2 separate regions of the Mus musculus genome follow, and region 2 is linked to region 1. The links are chromatin loops, found by intact Hi-C in ENCODE. Cell type or tissue: heart. All regions are shown on one strand. Each heading gives the region's core, and the rest is flanking DNA. Links, peaks and the distances in the headings are about the cores only.

Region 1 (6,919 bases), core at 619-5,618:
GGCCTGGCCCACAATGAAACAGAACAATCGGGCCCCTTGGTGAGCCTAGGAAAGGCTCATACTACAGTTGAAAAGCACTCCTGTTTAGGGGAGGGTACTACTCATAAATCTAGGACAGAGTGCCAGGCTTATCCTGGACCCAACCACCCCTGTGCCCAGCAACTGCCAGTCAACAACCTTCTCCAAGGCCCTGAGAGCTTGCAGCCCCTGTCCCCTGAGAAGACTCGTAACCCAGTGGAAAGCAGCAGGCCAGGGGTAGCCCTGAGCCAGGACTCAGGTGTGCATGGCTCCCCAGTCTCACCTGGCCCATCCTTTCTGTCTCTGTTGGCTACTTTCTGGCTCTGTCCCATTTCTGTGTGCCTGGCCTTTGGTGTTTTTGTCCTGTCTGCTCCTGTCTTGGTCCATAAGTCACACCTCTGATGGTGAGACACTCTTGCCACCCTTCATAATCTCCCTGTGACCCAGTGAACCCTTTAGTCTGGATACTAGGGCTGGCTTTTCCTTCTAAACTTTGTGTGGTGTTGGGGAAGGTGTTGGAAGAAGGTGGGACAAGAGGCCAGGATTGTCGGCTGGTAGGGATTATAGCTCTGCTCTGAGAGCCCTGGGTTGGGATGCCTGAAAAAGCAGCAGGGCCTCACTGGTGTTTGTCCTTCAGAACTGGCCTTGAGTCTGCAACAGTGTGAACAGCTCGTGGCAGAGCTCCAGGGGAATGTACGCCAGGCAGTGGAGCTCTACCGAGCGGTGAGTATGGGGCAACCACTGTAGGCAACAACAGAGCTTCTTCTACACACTGGATGGAGAACTCAAGGGTATTCTGAGCATTGTAAAGGGGAGGGTCAGAAGCCAGGCCAGGCCTCTCAACCCCAGAATCTGTTGGTTATTTCTAGGCAAGAAACAGGGTCGTAGCGTAGAACACCATATTATTCAAGAAAATCCCAATTCATGGCTGTTATCTTTTTTTTTTATATCCCAAAATGGTTTGGGCACTTTAGATAGAAGAAACAATGTAACTGTCACATTTGAAAGAGTTGTTGGGAAAAGTTGTCAAGAAGTAGATGGTTCTAATAGTCTGGAGGGATCCTCATCTGGGCCACCCATCAGAGTGACTCTGGCCATCCTGATCTTGTGTGTAGAACTCCTAGGCAGTCCCTTCTACTGGGTGGGCAAGGCACTGGCAGAGCCCCTTTTCTATATTCCACTGTCTACTGCTCTCCAGCTCACTTTCAGTGTTCCTGTTGCAGGTGACCAGCTATAAGACACCTTCGGCAGAGCAAAGTCACATCACCCGTCTCCTGAGAGACACCTTCTCTTCGGTGCGACAGGAGCTCGAGGTTCTGGCTGGGGCGGTGCTGTCCAGCCCAGGTGGCAGCCCTGGGGCTGTGGGGGCTGAGCAGACGCAGGCCCTGTTGGAGCAATACTCCGAGCTACTGCTAAGAGCTGTGGAGCGGCGCATGGAGCGTAGACTCTGAGTTCCTGAAGCCTGTCCCAAGAGAAATGCTCTCCATTCCAAACTGTATCCCTGCTTCCACTCAAGAAAAGGTGGGAATGTCTGGAGTGGACAGCAGTGATCAGTGTTGAGAGGCAAAGCAGCCTTCCCAGCCGCCCTCATGGAGCCCCTGTATTTATTAATTTATTTCCCTGACTTTGCCTCACTTCCTTGGGACTCCTGCCTCTAAAGCCCAGCCTGGGGCTCACAGCAGGGCAAGTCTTGAGTCTACATCATCTTGGTGCTGTGAGGGGTAGGAGGGCAGCCTGCCTCCCCTGGGGACATCGGGAAGGGCTGGCCTTCTCTTCTTAGAAGCCATTTGAAGTTTCTGCAGGGATGAGCTCCCTGGGGCGGAGCATCCACAGGGTACTCTGGGATAGAGATGAAAGGTAATGTGGTATTTAGTGTCCTAAAGCCAACTGTAGACCTTTACCTCTACTCCCACACCAGCTGCACTCCCCTGCCTGCCAGAGCAGGGGTAGTTTCCCCCCAACTCCTGGCAGTGAGACAGCTGCCTGGCCTCCAGGGTATTCCCAGCCATTAGAAAACTTGAGTTGGTATCAGGAACTGAGCCCCCACATTCCAATCCCATGTTCCCTGCAAGAGAGCCCTAGTGTTTTTTCTGGCCCCATCCCTTTTCCCCCTTGTGGAGCTAGTTGTGGGATTTTTGCTGCAGGACAGTGAAACCCCTCTGCTGGGCAGACAGCAAAGCCTGGCCTACTTTCCTCAGCCCCTTAGGCTTCCTTGTTCTCTATCCCTGGTCCCCAGCAGACTGTTGAATCCCTGGGGACCACTTTCTCCCTACATCCTGGGCAATGCGCAATCAGAAACCTGTATTGGGAGTACCCTTATGGTTTACAGGGCACTGGCCCACCTTCCTAGAACCTTGGCCACACACACACACACACACACACACACACACACACACACACACACACACACACACACACACACACACACACACAAATCATATGCACAGTTGAGTGCTCATTTTAGAACACTTGCCTGGCTGGTATGCACCTGGTTTCCTCACATTTTTGCCTCAGCGTCACTAGCCTGGATTAATTGGAATTCTGATCCAGAAACACAAAAAGGGATGGGTACACTAAACACAAAAAGGGATGGATACACTAGACTGAAATTCTGGAGTTGTGGTGTCCACAGCCAGGCTGACCGGAGATGGCCTATGGGTCACCTGGCTCATGGAGGAGGCTCTTTTCAAAGGCAGTATTGAGTGCCCAGAAATACTGGACACTGGAGATTGTGGAATGAAGGCACTGGGCAAGAGACCACTGGAAAAGTAATAGCCGGACAGGTAGGTGGCAGAGGTAGGGATAGAGTTAAGGTAACGGTTAGAGAGTAGCAAAAAGAGAGAGAAGCTGTATGTTGGAAGAAGTGGTGAGGTGGTTGCAGAATTGGAGTGAGTATGTCTTTGGGCCTGGGCCCTCCTTTCCTCTGCATCAGGGAAGGCAGAGTAGTGACATTTCACCAGGTTTAGATAACACAAACCTGTCGAAACCTCAACGCCACTTCCCAGCTCTGAATGCAGAGGCTAGCAGGAAACTAGGTTTAATGGGTGCTTAGCTTTGTTGGTTCAACCTGAGTGTTGAGTATACCCAAACCATGTGAATACCCAAACCATGTGTTCCCATTTTTCTACCACACGCATAGTCAAACTCCTAGCCCAAAGAACCGAAGCCACTTGAGGTGGGCCCCTTGGCAGTGTGGGGGTTAGAAGTCGGCCCACTGCCCTGACCTCCACCAGGTTTTAGAGGTCTTTATGCCAGCCTGCCCTTCTAGAGAAAGCGCCACTACCCTGCATGGGTGGGGTCTTGTGGCCTGTGGCACTTTGTCCTCTTCTGCATGTCTGAGGCCACTGGCAATTGCTGCCCATGTCCAGATTTGTCCTATCCCAGTTTTGAAAGCCCCTTATTTATAACTTTTATACTGTGGCGCCTGTCTCCTCCCCGGCTGTACGGGGTGGGACTGTTTTAACGTTTCGTTTGTACGGATGTATGAAATTGTCAATAAACACAATCATTTGTTAACCTGCTAGCAAATTCTGAGAAGAGCGCCGCTTGTTGCACCTCCTAGAGGGCGGAAACGGGGGCGGGGCTGCGATCCTGGAGCGGAAATAGGGGCGGGTTCTTGTCCCGCGGCCGTCATGGCGGAGGCGGCTCTGGAGGCAGTTCGGAGGGCGTTGCAAGAGTTCCCGGCGGCGGCTCGCGGTGAGTGCACTCTCACAGGCAGCAGCGACCGCGCGAGGACAGCGCGGAGGGAGCCTGGGCACCCTGGAACTCAGTGTGCATGAGTGTCCGACCGGTGGCCACACAGTTTTGTGTGTACCCTTCTTTAGCTGGCGGACGGCTCCTTAGCTCAGGATCGCACGCCTGGCTGCCTTCGTGGGGTGCAGTTGTAGTTTTCAAGACCCAGCACAGCTCTGACGGTAGTCATGGTGCCATTCTCAAAGCCAGCGGGGTGCTGAGTCCCCGTGCGCTGCCATGCTATACTTTCACCTCAAACATCTCGGATGCTGGTGGGTTCTGAGGAGAGAAGCAGGCGACTTCCCTCGTTCATTCAGACTCCAAGCTTTGAGGATTGTAGGCAGCCGCCCAGTTGATCTTGTGTGTTTCCTTTCTTCTTCCTCTGGTCCTCACTACCCCATCATTAAACAAGCTGGAGAGATGGCTAAGTGGGTAGGTAAAGCTCTTAAGCACATGATGATCTGGGGTCACATCCCCAGCACTAACAGAAAACACTGGGTGTGGTGATGGTGGACTTCTGATGGGATTCCAGAGGTGGGAGGGAAAGGCAGGAGGACCCCAGGGGCTCCCTGGCCTGCCAGCTTAGCAACTGCTGAGCTCCAGGTTCAGTGACTTTGACTCAGAAAATAAAGTGGAGAATGGTATACACCTAATGTCAACGGCCTCCACACATGCATACACAGGCACACACCACACATGCGCACACCCACACACAGAGGGAGAGCAATTGATCAAGCACAATTTTGTCAATTTACCGGCTGTGTCACACACAGGTGGTTAGAGCAGTATTCTCAACCTATGAGGTCGAGACCCCAGAGCAGTCGCATGTCAGATATCCTGAACATCAGACATTTATCTTGTGACTCATAACTAGTAAAATCACAGTTATGAAGTAGCAACGAAATGATGTTACAGCCTAGGGTCACCACAACATGAGGAACTGTCTTAAAGGGTAGAGCATTAGGAAGCACTGCCCTGGAGGACGGTTGATGGGTCAGCTAAACCCTCAGAGCGGGTGTGCCTGCTATATCCAGGAAGCAGTGTGGACTGAGCTTGGAGCAGACTTTGTGTTTATGTTTATTTTTGTCAGTCAAATTCTTAACAGAATTGCTGGGTCAAAGGAATTGTTTGAAGTTCATTTTGAAGCTTTAGGGGAGAAAAACACCCACCCTCTAAAGGAAATGGTGAGCAAATAAAACCAGCATAATTATAGAAAACCCAAAGGCTGGAAAAGGGCAGGTTCAGGTCAGGTGATGGTGGCCCAGCACTCAGGAGTCAGAGGCAGGAGGATCTCTGTGGTTCCAGGCCAGCCTGGTCTGCAGAGTGAGTTCCAGGACAGCCAGGGCTACACAGAGAAACCCTGTCTCGAAAAACCAAAAAAAAAGAAACATGAAAAAAATACACAGGGTCAGGTAATGATAAATCTGTGGAGAAAAACTCGGCAAGGAGATAAAGATTGTTCCTAACAAGTGACAGTTTAAAAAGGGATGGTCAGGAAAAGAAGCCTGACATTGGACCCAGAGCACCAGAGGGAAAGCAAAGGTAGTTTTGAGAGACAACGGGTAGAATCAACAGGACTTAAAGACGCCCAGGCCCAGGGCCGGATTGGTATGGGGCAAAGCAACAGATACACACTCATACACACACAGGATGGCCTTGAGCTTGCTGATCTGATACTCCTGATGCCACCTTCCAGGTGATGGGTTTACAGATGTGAGCCTCCACATCAGTTTACACAGAGTCACTTAATGTCTCCATAGGTGTCACAGTGCATAAGTGTTGGCCCTAGATGGCCAAGCACGCTGCTGCTGGTCCGTGAGAGCAGAGCTCACTTCAGCCCCTACCTGTCTTCGAGTGTTGTCACTGGGCAGTTGCCTCCCTGCATAGACAGATGAGCCGTAAACTTGGTGAGATGGTGGTGGTGTCTTCTCAGCCACACTGGCCAGGCCCGGTGCTGGGTCCATTTCAGGCGTTCAGTGAATATCACCATTGGAGGCTGTCTTAGGATTTTACTGCCGTGAAGAGACACCATAATCACCACAACCCTTATAAAGGACAACATTTAACTGGGGCTGGCTTACAGCTTCAGTCTGGAGGCCAGCTGAGGGTTCTACATCTGGATCCTCAAGAAGAGACTGTCACTGGCCAGACTTGAGCTTATAAAACATCAAAGCCCACTCCTAGTGACACACTTCCTCTAACAAGGCCACACCGCCTGTTAGTGCTACTCCCTGTTGGTCAAGGATTCACACACATGAATCTGTGGGGTCATCCAGAGCCAGACCCACCCCAGTTAGCCTGTGGCCACCAGCTCAGTAGTGCAGGCCTCCTAGGTCGGAAGCACCCTTGCTTAGGATGTCCGTCATAGAGGGCTTCTTGGTGCAGTGTGATGGAAGTTGGGTACCACTGATTTCACACCTCCTCCACCACCATTTCTTTCTTAAGACCTCAATGTACCTCGTGTTGTGCCCTACCTGGATGAGCCCCCAAGCCCACTCTGCTTCTACCGGGATTGGGTGTGCCCCAACAGGCCCTGCATTATCCGAAATGCTCTGCAGCACTGGCCAGCCCTCCAGAAGTGGTCCCTGTCCTACTTAAGGTAAGGTGTTCCTTGGGAGGTTGGGTGGAACAGTGACCATTAGCAGCAGACTACAAACCAAGTGTCTGTTTCTTCAGAGCCACGGTGGGCTCCACGGAGGTGAGTGTGGCTGTGACTCCAGATGGTTATGCGGACGCGGTGCGAGGGGACCGCTTTGTGATGCCTGCTGAACGCCGCCTGCCCATAAGCCATGTACTGGATGTGTTGGAAGGTCGGGCCCAGCACCCAGGAGTCCTCTATGTGCAGAAACAGTGTTCCAACCTGCCCACTGAGCTGCCCCAGCTTCTGTCTGACATTGAGTCCCATGTGCCCTGGGCCTCTGAGTCACTGGGTGAGTGGTGGGGGTAAGAGGCGGGGTATGGACGTGAAGTGGGGAGATAAGAGTTCAGCTAGCTTGTTGATTCTCTGCCTTTTGTGTTGATTCTGTGGGGGCAGGTGCTACCTATCTGCCCGCTCCAGGGCTGCTGTCTCTGCCATCCTGGGATTGTGTTCCCAGTGTCACCTTCCCCCAGACTCGGCACTCTTCTCTCTCACCCATATTTCTGCATAGCTGCCCCCCACACGGGTGGT
Region 2 (6,919 bases), core at 1,184-6,183, 130 kb after region 1:
CCAGGGTGACAGGCTCAAGGAAGGCCTTGGCAACAGCAAGGAAGGGGCTCGCAGCGCGCTGGGGGCCGGTCTCAGGGGAGGGAGCCTTGGGAAACGGGACCCGGGAAGGCGACGGGCCACCAAGCTCGGAGTGTAACCTGAGGGCAGGCCGTGCGCTAGCGGAGGGGTAGCGAGCCGACGAGGCAAATTACCTGATGAACGTGGTCTTGCCCGTGCTGTACTGGCCCACCAGCAGGATCATGGGCTTGTTTTCGAAGTCGGCGTCCTCCAGCGCTGGCGAGTGAAACTCGTGGAAGCGGTACGCCTCCTCCAGCGGCAGCACCTTGCGCTGGTACAGAGAGCGCAGGCCGCCCGTCACCGTCTGCACCGCGTCCATGCCGCCCGAGCGCTCGCGCCCGCCAGCCTGCCGCCCCATCCAGCTGAACATGCTGCCGCCCCACAACTTGCCGCCGCCGCCGCCGCACTTCAGTAAGAACCCCAGAACCCGCGTCGCTCGCTCTCTGTGCCCGACAGTAGCTCTCGCCGCCGCCCGCTCCTGGGTCCGCCCCCTGCCGCAACGACCAATCATCAGCCGCTGCGTCACGGGCGCGCGCTCATTATTCAGCAGCGATCTCAGGTCCTTCCTCATTGGGCGTTTGCCAGCGACTGGGTGGAAGCTCTAGCCAATGGAAAGGCGATCCTTGAATTATTGATGACGGCATCGGTCTAGAGGGCTGATCCCGGAGAGGGTGTAGTCCAGGCGGGGTGACACAGGCGCGTCTACCCGGGTACATCCTTCTGGCCAGGTGGCGTTGGCTTCCGGGCAAGTCTGAGCTGGCAAGAATGAACCACCGGAGGCTGTCCTCCTGGAACTCGACTCATCCCAAGTCTCCGGACGTGGATACTGGGGACAGAAAACTCAGAAAGTTGACAGACAAGTTCCTTTTCCTGGGGCAGGTTATTGCCCTGTTTACTACTGTCGAAGATACTCAGGCTCACCGATATAATTGGCAAAAATTGGAGAGAAAATGGACTTCAATCTATTTGCGCAGACACTTCTGCCTCCATTCAACTCTGGATCAATTAAAGGCCTCTTTCTGCTAGACACTAGTAGAAATAATTGACCATCACCTGTGTATCCTAAGCGAGAAATAGTGTTAGCGCATTTTCAGTGTGGCCAATGAGGCCAGCTGCATAGGAATAACCCAAGAGGCTTGTTAAAATGCAGGTCTCTAGTTCTTGATACAGACCCACCAAATAAAATGTTGAGAGATGCAGCTCAACAAATGCCTGCAGATGATTCTTGTCTGCATAAAGTTTGGAGAAAGATTGTGTGGGAATGACTTCTTGAACTTGGTGGAAATGCAGAGCTGATTCAGCAAGTAGTTGTAAAATTGCATTTTAAAGATCGTTCAGGTGTTGCCAGTGCAGCAAGGGTGGTTTTGTTGTTGGTGGTGGTGGTGGTGGGGTTTGGTTTGGTTTGGGTTTTTTATTTATTTGTTTATTTTTATTTTATTTTATTTTATTTTACTTTTATTTTGATTTTTCAAGACAGGGTTTCTCTGTGTAGCCATGGCTGTCCTGGAACTCATCTGTAGACCAGGCTGGCCTCGAACTCAGAAATCGGCCTGCCTGTGCCTGTGCCTCTGCCTCTGCCTCTCTGCCTCTCTGCCTCTCTGCCTCTCTGTCTCTCTCTGCCTCTCTGTCTTTCTCTGCCTCTCTGTCTCTCTCTGCCTCTCTGTCTCTCTCTGCCTCTCTCTCTCTGCCTCTCTCTCTCTCTCTGCCTCTCTGTCTCTCTCTGCCTCTCTCTCTCTCTGCCTCTCTCTCTCTGCCTCTCTCTCTGCCCCTCTCTCTCTCTCTCTGCCCCTCTCTCTCTGCCCCTCTCTCTCTGTCTCTCTCTCTCTCTGCCTCTCTGCTTCTCTGCCTCTCTGCCTCTCTGCCTCTCTGCCTCTCTGCCTCTCTGCCTCTGCCTCTCTGCCTCTGCCTCCCAAGTGCTGGGATTAAAGGCATGCACCGCCACTGCAGGGCATCAAGGGTGTTTATGACAGCTTTGTTCGTCACTAAAACTTGGAAACAACCAAGATGGCCTTTAGTAGGAGAATCACTAAACTATGTATATCCAGACCAAAAGCTGCTGTCTCTAGGAGGTGAACTTATTAGTGAAGTTTCTAGCTACAAGAACCAGATATATCTACATGCTAGAAACAACAATTGGACATTCAAGTAGAAAATCTGCATGCCTTGGAATAGCACCCAAACAAAGAGATGTTTAGTGCTAAATCTAAATAAAATGTACCAGATCTATATGCTGAGAATCAAAATATATTTCTAAGAGAAATGGAGACCTGAACATACTGCCCATACCTACCCTGTTCGTGGACCAGAAGACTCAACATTAAGATACAAAATTTTCCCCAATTCGTTTAATGCAATCCTCAGCAGGTTTTTGTTTTAGTCAGACTTAACAAAATGATTCTCAATTTCACATGATGGATGTGAAGTTCCCAGAATAAATACAACAATGTAAAATATAACAAAAATGGAATTCTTATATTACCTAATTTCAAGACTAATAAAGCTTTGAAAATCAAGACCCGGTGGTATTAATGCAAAAATTATCTAATGAACATAAACTAATGATATTTCAGCCACAGGCAACAAGTTTTTGTAAGTTTATCTTGACTTATGACATGTTTTAGTTTGTATGAGTACACTCCATGGTGTTTACACAATGCCTAACAATGCATTTCTCAGAACACATCATCATTACCTGTGATGAACGAATATATCGATGGAACAGAGTCCGAAAAGAGGCCTACACATACATAGTCAACTGATTTTTAACACAATAGATAATTTAGTGGATAATTCAAAATGTGTTTGTTTTTCATTTTGGAGCAGAGTCTTATACAACCAAGCTGGCCTCAAACTCACTAGACACCTGCAAATGACCCTGAACGCCTCTGCATTCTGCCTCCATCTCCCAAGTGCTGGGATTACAGGCATATGCCGCTGAGACTGGCTAAGCAAATCTTTTATAGAATCAGTTTAGAATGTTAGAAACGTCACATGCATGAAGCAGTGGGTTCTATCTGCACTACCGACAACAAAAAACACTATCCACATATAGTTCGAGAACAGTAGGATTTCTGTATACAGAAACATGAATTATGGAGGGTTGTAAACCACCAGTGGGTGCTGGGAATTGAACCCAGGTACTCTGCAAGAGTAACCAATGCTCTTAACTAGACCCCCAAATTATGTGCTTTTAATACATACAGTTGATTATATGTCAACCATTCTTTAATGAGTTGCAAAATATTCATATATTTTTGACTCGGGAATTTCATTTTGAAGAAACTATCCTGGAGTTATTTACCCAGAGGAATAATGAATATAAAACTTTATCTGAGAATATGGTTATTATCATTTAGAATACTGTAAAGCTGCAACTAGCTCTCTCCTCACAAATTTAAACAAACAGCGGTTTCCTATGCAGTACCTGAACATTGTATTATATAAGAAGAATTTTGGATTTGGATTGTAGCTCAGTGGTGGAGTGTTTGCTGAGCATGTATGAAGCTCTGGACTTCATGACCACCTGGGCTATGAGACTCTGTCTAAAACAATAAAATAACCAGAGACTTGAAAGATGTCTCAGTGATTAAGAGCACTGACTGTCCTCGCAGACAATGCTGGTTTGATTCCTAGCACTCGGATGGTGGCTCATAACCATTTGTAACTGCAGTTCCTGGGGGATTTGATGCCCTCTTCTGGCCTCAAAGGGCACTGCATGTATGTGGTTTATAGACATATAGGAAAACACCCATACAGATAAAAAAATATTTTTTTAAAGTGGAAAAGATAGATTAGAGAAGCAAATACACATGCAATTATAGAAGACAGCATGGTAGTTACTCAGAAAAATATGAGTGGAATTACTATAATATATAATTAGTATAATATAACTATACATCCAAAGGGATGTAAAACAGGGTCTCAAGGAGGCATGTGCACATCCATGATCACATCCATGATCACAGCCGCATTATCTACATTTGCCAAGAGGCAAAAGCAACTTGAATGTTCATGTATGCGATGTGGAGAGCACAGTGTGGTGGTTGTTATTATTTAGCCCTGCCACATGGGGCAGCATGGGTGAATCTTTGGAGCTATCCCGTGGTGAAGAAGCCAGCCTCAGAGAGGTGACTGCAGTAGGATGCCACTTTCTTGGAGATTTCTGAAGTAGTCAGGTTCATAGAAACAAGAAGTCAAGTTCAGTGGTGGTTACCAGAAGTTTCGGGAAGGAGGAAACAGGGCATTGTTCAGTGGGTATAGAGTTTCCATTTTGCTAGCTGGAAAAGCTACCGAGAGCTGTTGCACAATAATGTGCAGTGCTCACACTTGCTGAGCTGTGTGTATACTTAGAAATGGCTAAGATGAATTTTGTGCTGTATGGTATTGTGTTGTATTTTGTTTTGCTTTGTTTTTGAGCCAAGGCCTTTCTTAAAAATTAAATTAGTTTAATGTTATATGTGTGGGTGTTTTTGTATTATGTTTGTGCATCACATGCAAAGAGGCCAGAAAGAGGGTGTCCAGCCCCCGCCCGAGGACTGGAGCTATAGATGAATGTGAGCCACCATTGGTGCTGGTGATGGGAATTGAGCCTGGTCCTCCTAACTGCTGAGCCATGTCTTTACCCTTTATAGTGTTGGTTTGTTTGTTTGTTTTTAAAACTTTGTTTTTAAGTGGATTTTTGTATTTTTGTTTAAAAATTTTTTAAATACCCAAGGAAAAAAATAGAAGTAATAAGCTCCCAAATTGTAATGCTCCCAGAGTGTGGGAAAAGATAACTTTAGTTTTCTCTTTATGGGTTTTAGAATTTTTCAAACTTTACAGAACAATCACACTTTTGTCTTACAAGCAGGAAAGTAAGGAAGACAAATGAGCTGCCTTTAGGCCTTCAAACAGGAGAGGAAGTCCTGTGGTGCCTCCCTGCCACCCCCACCCTGAAGGCAGGGCTGCCTGGCCTTCCCTCCTGCCTTCTGCTTCCTGCAGCTGCATTCTTGCTCTTGCTAAGTCCCTCACTTAGAGGAGGGGTGACTAGTCCTCTCCCTCACCATCTTACGTCCATTTATAAATGGTGCTAATCCTTTGGTTTGCTTTATTCCCACTAAACAGCTCCAATTCCACCAAACTTTTCATTTGAAGCCAACTAGCCAACTTTTTTTTTTACAAGCTAATCCCATGACTTGCAGTTCTACAGTGAGTGTCATTACATGTCCAGAAATTGCTGTGCTATACAATTCTGTTTAAAAAAAAAAAAAAAAAAAGCCTGATAATAAGATTCACAATTCTCCTTCACTATTTGGAAGTTTTAACATAATTCTAGCACTGGAGAGATGCTTTCCTCCCCCTCACCCCTTGACATCTGCAGCAGGCAGGTGAGCTGGCCCTAAGGTCATGAGAATGGGAGAGCTGAAGCACTCTGGGGAGCCCTCCCCGCACCTAGTCTGGGCAGCCCAGTAGAGCTGGCCCTGGTGGTGTGGGCACAAGTATACAAAAGCCAAGAGCAGGGAGCTGGCCCTGCCCCTTGCCTGCTGGGGCACTGGGTGAGCACTGGGTCAGGGCGGTGCTGGAGCTGGTCCTGGTGGTTTTGGATGTTGGGGAGCTGGCAGGCTGACCAACTCAGCTACCACACAGGACAAGATCCAGAACATTGAGTTGGCCCACACTAACATCTACCCCATCTATGAACTGCTGGAGCACATGAAGGGGCTGGTCCTGCAGATCCAAAGCTACAGGATCTCCATGACACAGGGCAACAACAGGAAATCCGAGAGGAGTTCCAGTGAGGATCCAGCATTGATAGTGAAGCAAAAGCCAGAGGCCTCGAACCAGACCTCATTGCAATGAGTCATTACCAGTCATTGCAGTGGAGATTTGCAAGTAAAGAAGTGTGACAGGCCGGGTGTGGTGGTGTTAATCCCGCACTCGGGAGGCAGAGGCAGGCGGATTTCTGAGTTCGAGGCCAGCCTGTTCTACAGAGTGAGTTCCAGGACAGCCAGGGCTATACAGAGAAACCCTGTCTTGAAAAACCAAAAAAAAAAAAAAAAAAAAAAAAAAAGAAGTGTGACAAAAGGGTACACTGCATGACACTGTGACACAAAGTAAAGAAGTGTGACAAAAGGGTACACTGCATGACACTGTGACACAAAGTAAAGAAGTGTGACAAAAGGGTACACTGAATGACACTGTGACACAAAGCAGCTTCCACCAGCAGGGTTGGGTTGGGGGGGGCATTGTTTAGTTGGTCTTGTTTTTCTTCCTTCTTTCTTCCCTACGTGGGAGAGGTTGCAAGGGTCGAGGGTGGATACGAAGGAACAGGGAAATAAGTGGTATTGGAGTTCATGACATGAAATTTACAAAGAAGCAATACAAAGTTAAGAAAAATCACGCCTTTCATTGTCCTTTATATATGTGGGGTATCATGTGTACACGTTCATGGGGGTGCATGTGCACACATATGCACATGTGTGTACAGGCCAGAAGTTGATGTCAAGTGTTCTCCTCCTCTATTGCCCTCCACCTTGTTTTTTGAGGCAAGGTCTTTCACTGAACCTGGAATCTACTGGTGTAGTCGGGCTGGCTGGCCAGTGCTCCCCCAACACCACGCTGAGATTACAACTATGTGCTTTTATGGGGATGCTCGGGATCCAATCTCAGGCCCTACGCTTGCACAGCAGGCTTTTTATTTACTGAGTCATCTCCAGCCCTCGTCTGACATTTCCCCACAGTGTATTATGAGTTGGATCATGTTCAGTCTCTTATTGCCCTTCCATCTCTCCTCTCCTCTCAGCTGGACTCGGTGCTCTACCCAACCAGTCCTTATTCTGTCTTCCTATTTCCTTTTAAATCTAGATTTTGCATAAGTTTGGCT

Evidence for each region. Hi-C counts contacts between places; a loop is a spot of excess contacts. Peaks named below come from ENCODE experiments on the same cell type or tissue, not always from the same donor. Only the 100,000 strongest peaks of a DNase experiment are listed, where the experiment ranks them.
Region 2: it touches region 1 in a loop (2.1-fold over the local background); 1 of 42 quality-filtered maps calls a loop at or near these places.

The regions. Positions count from the first base shown.
Region 1 is chr2:120,023,863-120,030,781 of GRCm38, forward strand. Mapkbp1 (mitogen-activated protein kinase binding protein 1) reads left to right here. Exons shown (of 30, transcript NM_011941.3): 28 at 1-277; 29 at 656-741; 30 at 1,242-3,541. The coding sequence ends at 1,469. It overlaps Jmjd7 (jumonji domain containing 7), which reads left to right and starts at 3,621. Exons shown (of 8, transcript NM_001114637.1): 1 at 3,621-3,714; 2 at 6,196-6,349; 3 at 6,427-6,680. The coding sequence starts at 3,651. It overlaps Gm28042 (predicted gene, 28042), which reads left to right and starts at 3,621. Exons shown (of 27, transcript NR_104353.1): 1 at 3,621-3,714; 2 at 6,196-6,349; 3 at 6,427-6,680. In heart, for the core only: a CTCF peak has its summit at 3,580; DNase peaks (open chromatin) are centred at 699, 3,639 and 4,314; H3K4me3 peaks cover 1,822 bases; H3K27ac peaks cover 2,305 bases.
Region 2 is chr2:120,154,049-120,160,967 of GRCm38, forward strand. It overlaps Ehd4 (EH-domain containing 4), which reads right to left and starts at 527. Exons shown (of 6, transcript NM_133838.4): 1 at 192-527. The coding sequence starts at 427. In heart, for the core only: a CTCF peak has its summit at 3,769 (motif pointing left); DNase peaks (open chromatin) are centred at 5,003 and 5,573; H3K4me3 peaks cover 147 bases; H3K27ac peaks cover 1,016 bases.